Linked DNA regions of Homo sapiens: region 2 is linked to region 1. A link is a loop called in an ENCODE intact Hi-C map of the cell type or tissue named here. Cell type or tissue: gastrocnemius medialis. All regions are shown on one strand. Each heading gives the region's core, and the rest is flanking DNA. Links, peaks and the distances in the headings are about the cores only. Region 1 has its middle 79 kb from the start of LINC02005. Region 2 has its middle 4.5 kb from the start of LINC02005.

The links. A loop is a pair of places that touch in the nucleus more often than their neighbours do. Peaks named below come from ENCODE experiments on the same cell type or tissue, not always from the same donor. Only the 100,000 strongest peaks of a DNase experiment are listed, where the experiment ranks them.
Region 2: it touches region 1 in a loop (4-fold over the local background); 1 of 110 quality-filtered maps calls a loop at or near these places.

Annotation. Positions count from the first base shown.
Region 1 is chr3:73,725,972-73,734,314 of GRCh38, forward strand. No RefSeq gene overlaps it. Among named protein-coding and RNA genes, the nearest start is that of LINC02005, 79 kb to the right of the region's middle. In gastrocnemius medialis, for the core only: no CTCF peak of the experiment used is centred there; DNase peaks (open chromatin) are centred at 1,430 and 4,150; H3K27ac peaks cover 4,316 bases.
Region 2 is chr3:73,800,587-73,808,929 of GRCh38, forward strand. No RefSeq gene overlaps it. Among named protein-coding and RNA genes, the nearest start is that of LINC02005, 4.5 kb to the right of the region's middle. In gastrocnemius medialis, for the core only: no CTCF peak of the experiment used is centred there; a DNase peak (open chromatin) is centred at 5,025; H3K27ac peaks cover 2,497 bases.

The DNA.
Region 1 (8,343 bases), core at 227-8,226:
GGCATTTTCTGATTGGAATGCATATAATCTTATTATAGGAAATGTTTAAAATCTTTTATATCATAGTTAGGAAATTATGTAGATTGTATAAAATATATAGATTATACTAGCTTTGAGCTTCATTTCTGGATAATACAATTGCTAGAACAGGAATCAATGGCTTGGATCCCTCAGGTTCAACACTGGGAGCTGGGATGGGTGCAGCTTCCTCAGAGACCATTGAGCCTCCAGGGGAGGGATGGATGCTGGAGGGAAACTGGGGCTCTGTGAGGGAGGAGGAAGAGGAGAATGCTGCACAGACAGTAAACAGGGTCTACTATAATTCCTAGTGTTTGCAAAGATCCAGATTTAGCTCCTGGGGAAGCCTAACTGTATTTCCTACCTTGTTACTTTATAATCTTCTTTCTTTTGTAGCTTCAACTCATTTCAGTAGATTATGTTATTTGCAACCAAAAAGATCCAGAAGTAAAACAAAGGCAGGTGGGAAGATAATGTAAGTGAAGGAAAAAATAGTTTGATATCCTCGTAAGTTTAAAGAAGGACTGTTATAGATATGAATTAAAATTGTCTTGCCTGTTGCCTTTTATCAGCAGATGTGGCTATGGGGCTTATCCGTTTACAAATTTGAAAAAGATGGAGAAAACTTAGGCTTCATATTGAAGATGCTGCAGAGTTTGCATGTGGGCAACAAAGGCTTCACAACAAACGAGGTGTCATGGGAAAAATAAGAGCTGAAAACGTTTCCTGCCTCTGGGAAGTTGGTGCTATGAAAGTTTCCTCTGCTAAGTAATCAAGTAGCACATTTCTCTACTGGTCTGTGAAGAAGAAGGCAGTACTATGGCTGACGAGTTAAACTTTTCTTTGCAGCTTCGAACCTCACTGTGCGTGAGAATCTCAGCATATGTGTCCAAGCCTACCTCTGCATGTTTGGGTTTAAATCAGATTCCTGGATACTGCTCTAAGGGATGACAGTCTTAGTAGGTCCTGTGGGTGCCTGGGAATCTGCATTTTAAACAAATGCTTCCTCCTCATCCTTTATTCCCCTCTCCTCTTCATGATTTTGATCCAGGCTTTGAGAATTTTGCTTTAGATGTAATGATTCTTGTCTTTTTCATGACTGAGGCAAGAGTTGGGAAAGACAGTGCTGCCAGCTTGTCGTGCTGCAGTGAGCTTACTCAGATCCGTTTGTCAGCTCAGCTTTCTGACTGCTTAGAGAGCCAGAGAAGCTGGCTCTTCTGGGAATGGCTGACATTCCCGCGACAATGGAATTTCCTTTGCTGCAGAAGATGTGGCTTGCATCACGCTGTGCACAGATTTTGTTGCTACTCAGTAAGATTTCCCTGAAGTGGCCTCAATTGAGTGATGGCTAGGAATGGGGCTTGCAGGCCCTGAGAGCACACTGATTGCAGTGTGAACATCATGCAGGGTTTTGCAATGCAGAGGAAAATGGTGTTGGGCCAGTGATCATGTCGGCTGCCTTATGAAATGTACTTCTTGTGCCCTCGCAGAGGAGTTACTCTTGATACTGACCAGGGTTAGCGGAAGTGATGAATGTATTTATATGTGTATATAACCCCTGATGGGTTGAAGTTTCTGTGTTTTCAATGGACTTTGATGTGGAGGAGAAAATACATTTCAAGAAGAAATCCCTGTAGGAGAGAAGCCTGGGTGCCTTCCCCCTCCCCCAAAGGCATTCTGATCCAGATAGAAAGCAGGCCCTGAGGATATAAAAATTTGAAGTGCTGTGGAAAACAGTAATTTCAGCTGGGACTGCTGGTGGGTGTGGAGAGATGACTCAGATTCATGAAAGAGAATCAAAGACATCCTGGAAAGAAGAAATGTGTTTGGTAGCATATGGCTGTTTTGCCTTTTTCTTTCTGGGAATGGGGGAGCTTTGAGAAGGAATACAGGGCATATACTAGTGTTAGGGAGGACTAGGGAGCTAGATGTCACCTGCCAAGGCCAGAGGTGTCCTTAGAAAGAACAATAGGCCATCTTGGTGACAGAAATGGTACTAGTGCTTCCTGGATAGCAAATACCAGGAACTCTGTAGCACTGCTCTCCTCACCCTTCCCCATAACTGACATTGCCAGTGGATCACAGTGCCCTTTTTCACTTGAGGCAGTCATTAGCAACACGTCAGAGTTAGCACTCCAGATGAGATTGAAGATACTTAAGCATTCCACCGAAGAAGATCAGAGAGAACTTCTCAGACCAGATGAAATGTAGAAACAAGACAAATATCACAGAATGGTTCCAAAGCTTCAAAATATCTTGGGGGATTCTCTGATTCCTTTCTAAGGACTGTGAGAAACCTAAGATAATTTATATCAATGACAATAAAAGCAGCTATTATTTGTCAAACACTTTCAATATGCAGGCACTGAGCTATTTTTGTGTCATTTAATCCTCATAGCAGTGTTGTGAGGGGCTGACATTCCTATTTTACAGGTGAAGAAACTGAGCTCAGAGAGGTTGATTGACTTTCTCAGGGTCACACAGCTGATAGGTTGTAGCCTACTGTCATTACTATATTTTACTCCCCCTGCAGTTACCCTTTTATCTCATTCCTCATATTCTCCCTCCAATGTTTATCTTATATTTAGAGTTTACCTGTCACCTATAGTCAGGTAGTGTTTCCTACACTCAAAAGGGTGCAAAACTGCATGGGTGCATGCACACAAATACACACACACATCCTCTAAGGGTAGCTAAGGCATCCCTCCCCTGTACTCCCACAGTACCTTATGATTACTCCAATCAAAGCACGTATCACTCTGTTTTTAATTCCCTTATTACTTATTTCCCCCATAAGACTGAAATCATTTAACACAGGGACTTTTTTTTTTTGAGACAGAGTCTTGCTCTGTCGCCCAGACTGGGGTGCAGTGGCGCAATCTCGGCTCACTGCAAGCTCCACCTCGCGGGTTCACGCCATTCTCCTGCCTCAGCCTCCCCAGTAGCTGGGACTACGGGCGCCCGCCACCACGCCCTGCTAATTTTTTTTGAATTTTTAGTAGAGACGGGGTTTCATCATGTTAGCCAGGATGGTCTCGATCTCCTGACCTCGTGATCCACCTGCCTCGGCCTCCCAAAGTGCTGGGATTACAGGCGTGAGCCACCGCGCCCGGCAACACAGGGACTTTCTTGTTTATTTTCTGTACGCTTTCGATAACTAAATTATTAAGATTCCAAGTTGTTCCATAACTTGGCAGAATACTATCTTGGTATCTTGAATGTGGTATCTCGTATTCAATGAGCAACCATATACGTGTTGCTCATTGAGTATTCTGACACCTTTTTTTCAATAAACTTCTGTATAGAAACACTGTGTGAACAGTACTTGCCAGTTGGTATTTTGAGCCCTCAAATTGGTGAGATTTTTGTAGGATAGGATAAAAGCTCTAAGTGAAATGCTATGATTCTTTCTTTCCCCAAAGAGTATGAGGCTCTTTGAGCAAAACACATGTGTATATGCATACTTCTGTCTATATACATTTTAATAATAACAATAGCTGTCATTGACAACTATTAATTGACAACTTAATATGTTATAGGCCTGTGCTAAGACCCCAAGTAACATTCTCTCATTTGTCTTTTGCCTTAGGATATGTTTTGAGCATAATTTTCCAGAAGAGAAAATTGAGGCTCAGAGAAGTTAGGAAATCTGCCTGAGGCCACACAGCCAGGAAATGACTGAGCTAATATTCTGACCTAAAACGTTTACCTACACAGTGTCAGTCTTAAGCAGGCATTTAGAATCCAGAGGGCTTGGGCTCAAGATTATCTCTCTCAGTCTGGTGAATGCAAGGTAATGCAAAGGATTAGCCCCAGTCAGACTTCTGACCAGCTCCCTGAGGTTTGTTTATCCTCTGAATTACCTGTGCGAAGATTTCTGCCATCGCCATCTCCCCTTTCTCTGCTTGTGGAGAGTGGGCTCAGGAGTGAGGGGAAGCATGCAGAAATTGTTAGTTGACACCTCGCCCTGGTCATTCCCATGACTTATGAGTGCACATCAGACACACAGTTGCCAAACACTCTCGCGTGATACTCATTTTCCCTGGGTCCCAGCTGCCTATGAGTCCAGAAAGAAAGCTGGGGCCAGCGCTGGGGTCAGCCAAACAAACAGATGGAGATGAGCAGAGGTGACAGCCGATCACTCCTCGGCATCTGCTGGGCCTGTCGCGGCTGCTCTGGCTGGCTGATGCCTTGACCCAGCTAATCCTGTTGGTCATCCTGGTGCCGGCTGTGTTGTGTCACTCATCCTACCCTTGGGGTGACTTCTGCTTTCCTTTGGAAAGTCAGATGGATAATGCTGGACTGCTTGCCTCCGTCCTGGTCTTGGGTCAGCCAAGCCCTCACATGGACTAAAGGGCTATCCAAGGTGCCAGTCTCTAGGGAGTTTACAGATAATATTAGTCTATCTCCAGGTACTTCCCATTTTGGCATTTTGTTATCTGACACCAACAGTGCTTCTATTCCTGCTGTGGTTAGCTAAGGTTTTAAGAATACCGTGCTAAAAGAGTAAAAGACCCAGGCTTATGTGGGGGTGGTTTTTTGGGTCCATGGCCACAAACTTCACCCATCCCTCTACCTCTCTAATAGTTCCTGAGCACCTATTATGTGCCAATCACTGTATTAGGATTACTGCCAAATCGATAGTGAAAAAATCCAATTTCATTAGTGCCACCACAGAACGTAGAATCCACTAGAGGAGCTGAAAAATAAACTAGCTAGAAATAGATTGATATAATTACGATTTGAGCAAAGTCATAAAGGAGAAGAGTGTTGCAGGAAGTGGTAGGTGAAGACCCAGAAGCAGCCAGCAGCTTTACTCCTTCTAGGAACTGAAAGGTGGCCCTGGTACTGGGGTGTGGTAGATGGCGGGGAGCGGGGAGGAGATTGGGAAGGCCAGGAGGGCACAGGTCAGATCATGTGAGGGAGCTTGAGCTTGTTTTTTTTTGTTTTTTTTTTTGTTGTTGTTGTTTTGTTTTAAGTTCCGGGATACATGTGTTGCCAGACGTGCGGTTTTGTTACATAGGTAAATGTGTGCCATGGTGGTTTGCTGCACCTGTCAACCTATCACCTTAGATATTAAGCCCCGCATGCGTTAGCTATTTATTCTGATGCTGTCTCTCCCCCGCCCACCCCCTGCCCCCAATAGGCTCCAGTGTGTGTTTTTCCCCTCCCTGTGTCCATGTGTTCTCATTGTTCAGATCCCACTTATAAGCGAGAAGGTGTGGTGTTTGGTTTTCTGTTCCTCCATTAGTTTGCTGAGAATAATGACTTTCAGCTCCATCCATGTCCCTGTAAAGGACATGATCATATTATTTTTTTTTTGTTTTTGAGACTGAGTCTTGCTCTGTCGCCCAGGCTGGAGTGCAGTGGCGTAGTCTCGGCTCACTGCAAGCTCCGCCTCCCAGGTTCAAGTGATTCTCCCGCCTGAACCACCCGAGTAGCTGGGACTACAGGTGTGTGCCACCACTCCCGGCTAATTTTTTGTATTTTTAGTAGAGACGGGGTTTCACCGTGTTAGCCAGGATGGTGTCTATCTCCTGACCTCATGATCCACCTGCCTCGGCCTCCCAAAGTGCTGGGATTACAGGCATGAACCACCGTGCCTGGCTAATCTTATTCCTTTTTATTGCTGTATAGTATTCCATTGTGTACATGTACCACATTTTCTTTATCCAGTCTATCACTGATGTGTATTTGGGTTGATTCCATGTCTTTGCTATTGTGAACAGCTTGGGTTTTATTTGAGTTTCACTGGAACACACTGAAGGGTTTCAAGCAGGTGAATGACATAATCTGGGTGACATTTTAAAATAACTCATCTTCTTGCAGTGTGGAGAATATTTGGGACAGAGTTAGAGTGGAAGAAGTAAAATAAATTAAGAGGCTATCACAGTGCCTCGGGAAAACTAAGATAGCTATAACAGCAGTGGAGAAAAGTCAAGGATCTTAAGATTATTCTTTGTGGTCATGTGGAAACAAAATGACAATAGGTCAATGGCCTGGGTGACTCAACTTCTCTGCTGCAAGTTAAAAATTCTAAAAAATAATCTATTTAGAAATTACCCTTCTCATCATGTATTAAGTGAAAGTAATTGGACAACTGAACACAGATTTTGTGCAAGAATATACATTGCAATGCTGTTCATAATAGCAAAAAATTCTCCATGAGTTTTTCCAAATATCAAACCTAGGAACTTGTTTAACATATCACAGTTCACTATATAATGCTATTACATGAAACAATTGTCATACATCTATTTATTGATATGGAGAGATATTCATAGTGTAGTGAGTGAATAGAGCATATTTAAAATCATATGGACAATATGATGATGCCATTGTTTGGTTACATCTGCAAAGAAAACTCTTAAATAACATGCAGTGAACATATTAACAATAATGAATACTGGGTATGAGAAATTATGGGCAATTACAAATCTTTTCATCATCTGTATTTTCTGTTTATTTCACCATATATTAGATTGGTGTAATTTTAATAATTTAAAAATCATTTCCTGTACATAGGTAGTGGATTAGATGTGATAAGCTTCAAATACACTACATATATTTATCTGTGTTGTTGCTAAACACATTGGTTTACTCACTGAATCTTTGTACGTGCCTTATTTTCCCCTTTCTCTTTTTGTAATCTTCATTTATGTCATTTTGGAATATCTTTCTCACTTTCCTTCCTTGTGTCTAAATTCACTCTTCCATAAATAGGGTGAGCACATAATTTCTTATACTAACTGCAACACTTATGAGAATGAAAAGAGGCTGGGTGCAGTGGCTCATGCCTGTAATCCCAGCACTGTGGGAGGCTGAGATGGGTAGATCACCTGAGGTCAGGAATTCAAGACCAGCCTAGCCAACATGGCGAAACCCTGTCTCTACTTAAAACATAAAAATTAGCCAGGTGTGGTGGCGGGTGCCTGTAGTCCCAGCTACTAAGGAGGCTGAGGCAGGACAATTGCTTGAACTTGGGAGGCAGAGGCTGTAGTGAGCCGAGATCATGCCATTGCACTCCAGCCTGGGTGACGGAGAGAGACTCCATCTCAAAAAAAAAAAGAAAAAAGAAAAAAAAAAAGAATGAAAAGAATAAATATGATACCAGGACAACAAGTATAAACTGATGTTGTCACAGCCAAATCAGTATACTTGGTCAATCATAGTAGCCCCTTAGTTAGTTTGTATTTCCACTATAATACTCTCTCTGCCATTTTGAACTCTAATTATTCTTATATTTCATCCTTGGCAATAGTTACAAATATACCTTTTGCTATTGGTTCTTTTTCAGATTGTTATTTACATCTTTGATCGTCATTGATCATTTCACCTGCTTGTATGTTCTTTGTTAACTGGATGCCAAACTCAGTAATAGCAGATACTGTGTTGTTTACAGGGCCCCTCTCACTTCAATGCTAGTACAATGCCTTATAACTCATAAATGCTTAATAAGTGTTGTGATTAGTTAGTAGTAAAATTGTTCCACTATTCCAGGCAAATGAAAAAAATATATAGTTAACTCAGGTCAGAAAGAGAGTGAAGGCAAGACCCCCTGGGAAGGTGCAGCTAGCAGAAACATTGCCAAATCAAATCAGGTTTCCAGTTTACCAAGAGTCAGCGAGCCCTATGGACATACTCTAACCCAAACTGGGGAAATTGGGAACAAATGATTTTGGAACCCCACATATTTGGGGATGGGGTGGGGAGACCTTCACAGGCTTGTAGGCCACATGGCAGTTTCAAGTTTTTCATACACAAGACTTGGAAGTGAAAGTCAGAAGTGATTAAAAATACACATCTTACAGATGTCTGGATACTGTTCAAATCCCCAAAAGTGTGATAGAAAATGCAGTTGCTTTCCAGATTTTTAGGGCGGAAAAAAAAGCCACCGTGGTCCCTTTGTCTCCTTATTAAATGGGTATGGTTCAAGTGACGTTTTAAATTTGTAGTGTTATGTCAGCTGCCTGTTTACCTTTTGAGCGGCCCTGAAACTGAAAACAGGGTAATTGGAGGAACACGTGATGTGTCCCAGGACATGAAAAGTCCGTATTATTTTTAGCATATGCCAAGTAAGCCTAGGTAAGTGTAACATGCATATAAACATAATTTATGGAAATGAAAAATATAAAAACCTTGATACTGTCTCCCTGATACCAAAATAGAACAAAATTATCGTCTTTTTACATTTTTCTACATTCTCATTTTTTAAAAGAAAATTTTAATTTTATTTATTTTACTTTTTAAAAAAGCACTCTGTAACCATGTCCAGCTGTTTGGCTTTGTTTATAATAACCTGTTTACTTATCATCAATTTAAACA
Region 2 (8,343 bases), core at 99-8,098, 74 kb after region 1:
ATGCTGTCGATGGATGCAAACACTTCAGCAAATCTTGAGCTGTGATGAATCACCATTCATGTAGTTGTAGGAGGTGTGAATTAGACCAACTGGAGAAACATTCAAAGTACAGATTCCTGGGCCTATTATAGCCTTACAGAGAGGTCATATGGGACATTCTATAAGCACAAATAAGGATTGCCCTCTGAATTATACTCTCTTGCCCTTCTTTTGCCTTCTAACATTCATTTTTCTTTTAGCATTTCATGTATCCTTGGCCTACTTTACCTCTGAGTACATAAGTATGGGCAAGAGAGCGGGAGCAACAACCAAACTGCCTTGGATACAATTCTTTCCATCTCTTTTGATCACGGTGTGACTTTGGATAAATCATGTTGCCTCTCTGAGCTTGCTTCATCATTGGTTAAATGGAAATAATACTTCCTACCTTATATTATTTTCATAAAAACTAAATGTGACAATACAGGTAAAGTGTGGTGCCTAAAACAGTACGAATTCTATTATCGCTATGATTGTACTTTCTGTGATGCATAAGAATAAAGCCAGTGCAGAAGAAGGCAGAGTTGACAGGGAAGCTACTCAATCTCTGATGTCATTGTTTGAGCCTTTGAATCCAGCTGTGCCTGAAGCCTGTTCTCCTCGCTGAACTTCTCAGTTACTAGGGTTGATGGATTCCTTTTTTGGTTTAAGCCAGCTGGGGTTAGATGTCTGTCAATTATAACGGAGAAGTTCTGGCATATGTAGGACCAAACCTACTCTGTGTCAGTTTCATCTGATGAATATGTTTTAAATGCAGATTCTTGATCCTACCATTAGAGATTCTGGTTTTGTTGGCTTGGAATGGGGCCCAGGAATATGTATTTTTAGGGTACTCAAGATGCCTCAGATGTCACCAGCCTACACATCCACTTTAGGAAACTATTGCCTTAAATTAGGAGTCTTTTTATTTGGCAGTCCCTTCAGGACTTTGTAAGGTACCTTGTAAATAAAAGGACCATTAGCCTATTACATATTTGTTGAATTGAACACACATTTCAAGAATATGAGCAATGAGACTGCCCAAATTCCTTTTCCTTTCAAAGTTTATTTTTAATAGACAAATAACAGTTGTATAACTTTATGGGTTACAATGTGATGTTTCGATACGTGTATTCATTGTGGAATGACCAAAGTAGCCTAATTAGCATATTCATCACCTCAAATATTTATTTTTTCTTTGTTGAGAACATTCAAAATTATTATTATTATTTTTTAGCTATTTGGAACTACACAATAATTATTCTTGACAGGAGGATTACATGAAGTTGGCAGGACAGCCAAAAAGAATCAGATTATCTCCAGAAATTTCTACGTACCTTTGGGTATGATTGCATCTTGCAGTAGCTACCTTGAATTAATGTAGTACAAGTTTTAAATGCCATTTAGTTTTCTCTTTCTAGCTTTAAAGTTTTTGTTATGACTCGTTCATCCTATGAGCCTGGACCTGTTTCCTGACATAATTGAATTCTGCACTTTATTGTTTGTTTCAAATTAAGACCTCTTTGCTACATATAAAGATTTCATGTTAGGGTTGCCCTTTATGATAAATTTTATTCCCACTGAATGATTGTTTAATAAAAATTTCAGTCTCATTCCAACCACATCAAGGGGTTCCCAGGGACCAGTTTCATATACTCAGGATCCTGATAAATGGAGTGGGAATCCTCTTTATTAAAGACAGGCTGTAAAAGGTGCTATTGATGAAAGTATTAACAGCATATGCTATCAAAATGGGACAAAAATCAGAGTCCACTTGGAATAGAACTTTGCTTCATTTATTTGATGCTCACTTGGGTGATTTCATGCTCTTGGCCCCACAAATATTACAATTGCTCCCTCTGAAGGCCTATCTGGATGTATTTTTAAAGGTTATTGACTGAAGCTGAGAACGTGACCACAGAATATTTATTCTAAAGACTTTCTGTGGAAACCACTCATCATCTGCACTGAGAGGGAGGCAGTTTGGATGTGAGTTTGGAAAGATTGTTTTTAAAAGCAGCGATACATTTGGTGGTTTGAATTACAAAGCTGAAGGAGGCCAAGGATAACTAAACATCATGATAAAACCTGTAGACCCATCTTTTTATGTGGAACACAGGCAACCATAACATCAGAGCCATGGATTCTTCTAGTAGAAGACATGCTAAGAATCTCCAGCAGGAAGAAAAATATCCCATTCCTCTTGATACACTGACATTGATAAAATGACATTTTCAGATGGACGAAAACTTTGGCTTTATATAGCCCAGATTTCTTAGCGTTGATTTCATGGATCTATTGTGGGGAGGGGTAGTCAGGGGTTGAGGTTTATAGCTTCATTGGAAACCATAAAATATGTAAATAAGATTGCATGCTGGTGTGTATATGAAATTTTATTGTGCAGATGTACCCGAGAAAGACAAAGAACGATCAGTTTTCTCCCATGGACTCATTTTACAGACGGAAGTACTAAGGACCAGGCTGACATCTCCAATGTCCCACAGCAAGTAACTGACAGGACTGGCTCTAAATCTTTCAATTATGGCTGATAAATGGGAGCCTGCTTGTGAACTTGAGGCAGAGGGTCAGGGGCTATAAATTGAAAACCCTGAAGTGAAATTAACCTGCAGTTCAGTTTTGTTTTATTTGTACAATTTTTTATCCATTGGGAAAAGTCACACAAATATCCAAATTCTTCTGAAAAATTGCAAGATTTAGCAACAGGGAGCCCACATTTCCTTGGCATGTGCTCACCAGTTTGACCCAGTCCCTTCCCCTTTCTATTATCATGTGCTCAGCTGCTTTCCTTAGTTACCTGCCCTACCCGATCCCTGTAGCACTTGAGTTTATGATTCTGGGTGTAGAGAATTCTAATACCTGCTGGGTCTCTTGGGGGGTTTAAAAAGCTCCTTTGGGTCTGGTTCTGTGTCAGTCAGGGTAGACTAGTTTTGTTTGTAGTTTATATTAAAAATACCCTTGATATTGTCTGGCTTTGTGTTTCCACCCAAATCTCATCTTGAATTGTGATCCCCACGTGCCAAGGGAGGGAACCGTAATCCCCACGTCGTTGGAGGGAGTTGATTAGATCATGGGGGCAGTTTCCGCCATGCTGTTCTCCTGATAATGAGTTCTCATGAGATCTGATAATTTTATAAGGCAATTTTCCCTGCTCTTGCTGGCTCTTCTCTCTCCTGCTGCCATGTGAAGAAGGTCCTTGCTTCCCCTTCACCTTCCGCCATGACTGGTAGTTTCCTGAGGCCTCCCCAGCCATGTGGAACTCTGAGTCAATTAAACCTCTTTTCTTTATAAATTACCCAGTCTGAGGTGTTTCTTTATAGCAGTGTGAGAACAGACCGATACAACCCCCAAATCACAATGGCTTAAAATAACAGACATTTAATTCTTGCTCATGAAACATGCCATCAGGATTGCTATGATAGTCATTTAGGGATCCAGACTGATGGAGCAGCTGCCATCTCAAATGCTGCTGGTAAGAGCTCTGGATGGTGTCAAATTGACAATTAAATGCTTCAGCCCAAAAGTGACACATGTTGCATGTGCTCATAGCTCATTGGTCACTACCAGTCACATGGCCTCATCCAACCTTAAGGGCTTGGAGGTGTGATCCTATTGTGTGTGCAGAAGGCGGAGGCTGAGGAATACTTAGTGAGAACTACTGATTCCTTTTGCGAGCCTTGTGGAAACTGAGTGGTGGAACGTAATTCCTGCACGTGTGAGATTGCCTTGGGTCACCTGTGAACACCTTATCTACAATAATAAAGCACTCTGTGTGTGAGGAACATGGAGCGAAGTCTGTGTGAAGTTCAAGATGTTCTGTGGAGATAGAAGCCTGCCATCTGGCCTGGATTCGCATCCCAGATTTCTCACTGTGTGGTACTGGGAAAATGCTCTGTATATTTGAGTATCAGTTTTCTCATCTATAACTTAGAGTACTAATATCATCTGTCATTGTTAGCATAGCAGCCTAAACTGACTAAGTACTATAAGCTATAGATGACAGAAACCTCTCACAGCTGTGGAGGTTGGAAGCCTGTGATCAGAGTGCCAGCATGATTGAGTTCTAGTGAGGGCCCTCTTCCGGGTTACAGACTGCCAACTTCTCATTGTATTCCTCTATTTCAGAAAGAGGGTCAAAAAGCTCCCTGGGGTCTCTCTTACAAGGGAACTAATCTCAGTCATGAAGGCCCCACCCTCGTGACCTCATTATCTCCCAAAGGCTCCATCTCCTAATACCATCTCGTGGAGACTAGAGTCTCAACATATGAATTTGGAGGAGACACAGACATTCAGTAAATTACACCATCTTCTGAGTTTTTAGAGATAATTACATTAAATGAATTCAGAGAGTAGGTATAAAGCCCAATATTGTATCTCTAGCAGTGGTAGTTGCTATTTTTGAGGGTGCTACATTGTAGTGGCTATAAAATGGGTTTACATGTAGCTATAAGACTTTGGGAAAGTCATCAAACTTCTCTGTGCCTTAACTTACTGATCTTAAAAATGAACAGTCACTATGCCTGTGCCTTAAAATCATTATGATGATTCAATGAGGTTTTGTATGAAAAGCACCCCACAAAAATCAAGCACTTGATAAATATGGCATACTAGTATTTTAAAAATATGATGTGGATTAGTATGCAGATACACAAATTCTTTCATTTCTTTTAAAAAAATTTAAAAAATACCACTAACAATTCTAGCCCAAAGAAGTCTAAAAAGCTCTCTGGGGTCCCTTTTATAAAGATACTAATCCCATTGATCTCATTAGTCTCATCAACTCTGCTAACCAATATTACTATAATTTTATTGGAGCCTGTTTCTGTCTTAAAATGTTTTTACTTTATAACCTTCTTAGGTATAAGACTCTGTTGTCGGGACTACAGGCCTTCTGGGTGTTTTCTGATGAGGACAAACTCTATTCTGAGAATTGGGCAGCTCTGCTGGTCTTTGACCCACGTGGTACATTTGTGCAGCAGTCAGAAATTTATAACACAATTCAGGGAGCTGCTGCCAGTACTCATCAGTGCCAAGCTGCTTAGGCAAAAACGTGGGGAACATTTTGTCTTATCTACTCAACTCCTTCCCTAAGAACCCAATGAACAAATTGACCCTAGGGAATCAAGCAATCAAGCAGACTACTATTGCCACAGATCCTCTTGTGAGTATCCCAGACAAGCATAAGAGAAATAGAAGGTATTAGAGGCCAAAAGAAAAAAAAAATCAAGAAATACAGAAAAGGGTGGTTGTCTGTACCTGATACTTGAATCTCAGTTCTCCAAATATCAAAGTCTTTAAGAAAGACACCAAAGGGCAAGCAAGCACACTTTTTGGAAGACTACCAAGAGCTTTATTATTTTAATTCTCCTGACGCTACTCTGCGAGATAGTTTTATTTTTTCCCCCCGCCCCCCCTTTTTTTTATTTTTGAGACGGAGTCTCACTTGTTGCCTAGGTTGGAGTGCAGTGGTGTGATCTCGGCTCACTGCAACCTCTGCCTCCCGGGTTCAAGCGATTCTCCTGCCTCAGCCTCCCAAGTAGCTGGGACTACAGGTGTGTGCCACCATGCCTGGCTGATTTTTTGTATTTTTAGGAGAGACAGGGTTTCATCATGTTAGCCAGGCTGGTCTCGAACTCCTGACCTCAAGTGATCTGCCCGCCTCGGCATCCCAAAGTGCTGGGATTACAGGTGTGAGCCACCACACCTGGCCACTTGTTCCCCTTTTATAGATGGGGAAAGTGAGGCCCAGAGAGGTCAAGCAATTGTCTAAGGTCGCATGGGACACATGGTGAATCTTAAATTTAAACCAGAGCTAACTAGCTCTTTCCACTATACCATGTTGACATGGTTTGGCTGTGTTCCCATTGAAATTTCAACTTGAAATGTATCTCCCAGAATTTTCATGTGTTGTGGCAGGGACCTAGGAGGAGGTAATTGAATCATGGGGGCTGCCTTTCCTGTGCTATTCTTGTAATAGTGAATACGTCTCACGAGATCCGATGGGTTTATCAGGAGTTTCTGCCTTTGCTTCTTCCTCATTCTCTCTTGCTGCCACCATATAAGAAGTGTCTTTCACCTCTCGCCATGATTCTGAGGCCTCCCCAGCCATGCGGAACTGTAAGTCCAATTAAACTTCTTTTTCTTCCCAGTCTTGGGTATGTTTTTATTAGCAGCATGAAAATGAACTAGTACAGTAAATTGGTACCAGTAGAGTGGGGCATTGCTGAAAAGATACCCGAAAATGTAGAAGTGACTTCAGAACTGGGTAACAGGCAGAGGCTGGAACAGTTTGGAGGGCTCAGGAGAAGACAGGAAAATGTGGGAAAGTTTGGAGCTTCCTAGAGACTTGTTGAATGGCTTTACCCAAAATGCTGATAGTGGTATGGACAATAAGGTCCAGGCTGAGGTGACCTCAGATGGAGATGAGGAACTTATTGGGAACTGGAGTAAAGGTGACTCTTCTTATGTTTCAGCAAAGAGACTGGAGACATTTTGCTCCTGCCCTAGGGATTTGTGGAACTTTGAACTTGAGAAAGATGATTTAGGGTATCTGGCAGAAGAAATTTCTAAACAGCAAAGCATTCAAGAGGTAACTTGGGTTCTTTTAAAGGCATTCAGTTTTATAAGGGAAGCAGAGCATAAAAGTTTGAAAAATTTGCAGCCTGACTATATGATAGAAAAGAAAAACCCATTTTTTTCTGGGGAGAAATTCAAGCCAATTGCAGAAATGTGCATAAGTAGCCTGGAGCCTAATGTTAATCCCCAAGACCATGGGGAAAATGTCTCCAGGACACATCAGAGACCTTCATGGCAGCAGCTCCCATCACAGGTCCAGAGGCCCAGGAGGAAAAACTGGCTTCGTGGGCTGGGCCCAGGGCCCAGTGCTGTGTGTAGCCTAGGGAGTTGGTGCCCTGTGTCTCAGTTCCTCCAGCCATGGCTGAAAGGGGCCAATGTACAGCTCGGGCTGTGGCTTCAGAGGGTGGAAACCCCAAGCCTTGGCAGCTTCCATATGGTGTTGAGCCTGTGGGTGCACAGAAGTCAAGAATTGAGGTTTAGGAACCTCCACCTAGATTTCAGAAGATGTATGGAAATGCCTGGATGCCCAGGCCAAAGTTTTCTGTAGGGGCAGGGCCCTCATGGAGAACCTCTGCTAGGGCAGTGTGGAAGGGAAATGTGGGGTTGGAGCCCCCACACAGAGTCTCTACTGGGGCACTGCCTAGTGGAGCTGTGAGAAGAGGGCCACCGTCCTCCAGACACCAGAATGGTAGATCCACTAACAGCTTGCAATGTGCGCCTGGAAAAGCCTCAGACGCTCAAGGCCAGACTGTGAAAGCAGCTGGTAGGGAGGCTGTATCCTGCGAAGCCACAGGGGCAGAGCTGCTCAAGAATATGGGAACCCACCTCTTGCATCAGCATGTCCTGGATGTGAGACCTGGAGTCAAAGATCATTTTGGAGCTTTAAAATTTGGCCACCTCACTGGATTTTGGACTTGCATGGGCCCTGTAACCCCTGTTTTGGCAATTTTCTCCCATTTGGAATGGTTATATTTACCCAATACTTGTACCCCCATTATATCTAGGAAGTAAGTAGCTTGCTTTTGATTTTACAGGCTCATAGGCAGAAGAGACTTGCATTGTCTCAGATGAGACTTTGGACTGCGGACTTTTGGGTTAATGCTGAAATGAGTTAAGACTTTGGGGGACTGTTGGGAAGGCATGATTGGTTTTGAAATGTGAGGACATGAGATTTGGAGGGGCCGGGGCAGAGTGATATGGTTTGGCTGTGTCCCCATTCAAATCTCAACTTGAATTGTATCTCCCAGAATTCTCACATGTTGTGGGAGGGACCCAGGGGGACGTAAGTGAATCATGAGGGCCAGTCTTTCCTATGCTATTCTCATGATAGTGAATAAGTCTCACGAGATCTGATGGGTTTATCAGGAGTTTCCACTTTTGCTTCTTCCTCATTCTCTCTTGGTGCCACCATGTAAGAAGTGCCTTTCACTTCCTGCCATGATTCTGAAGTCCCCCCAGCCATGTGGAACTGTAAGTCCAATTAAACCTCTTTTTCTTCCCAGTTTCAGGTATATCTTTATCAGCAACATGAAAATGGACTAATACACGTGTAATTTCTCCTGGCAGGGGAAATGTTAGCTCCAAAAATGTCAGCTTTAGAGTCCCCTCAAAATGTGGCCTAGAGAGGTTAATACATTTCTCAGAGAGATAAAATAATCAGCTGAAGATTTCAGGGCTGGTAAGTTGGCGTACTAGCTCAAAAGCCCACATTCTCTTCCTGGTTCCTGGTTC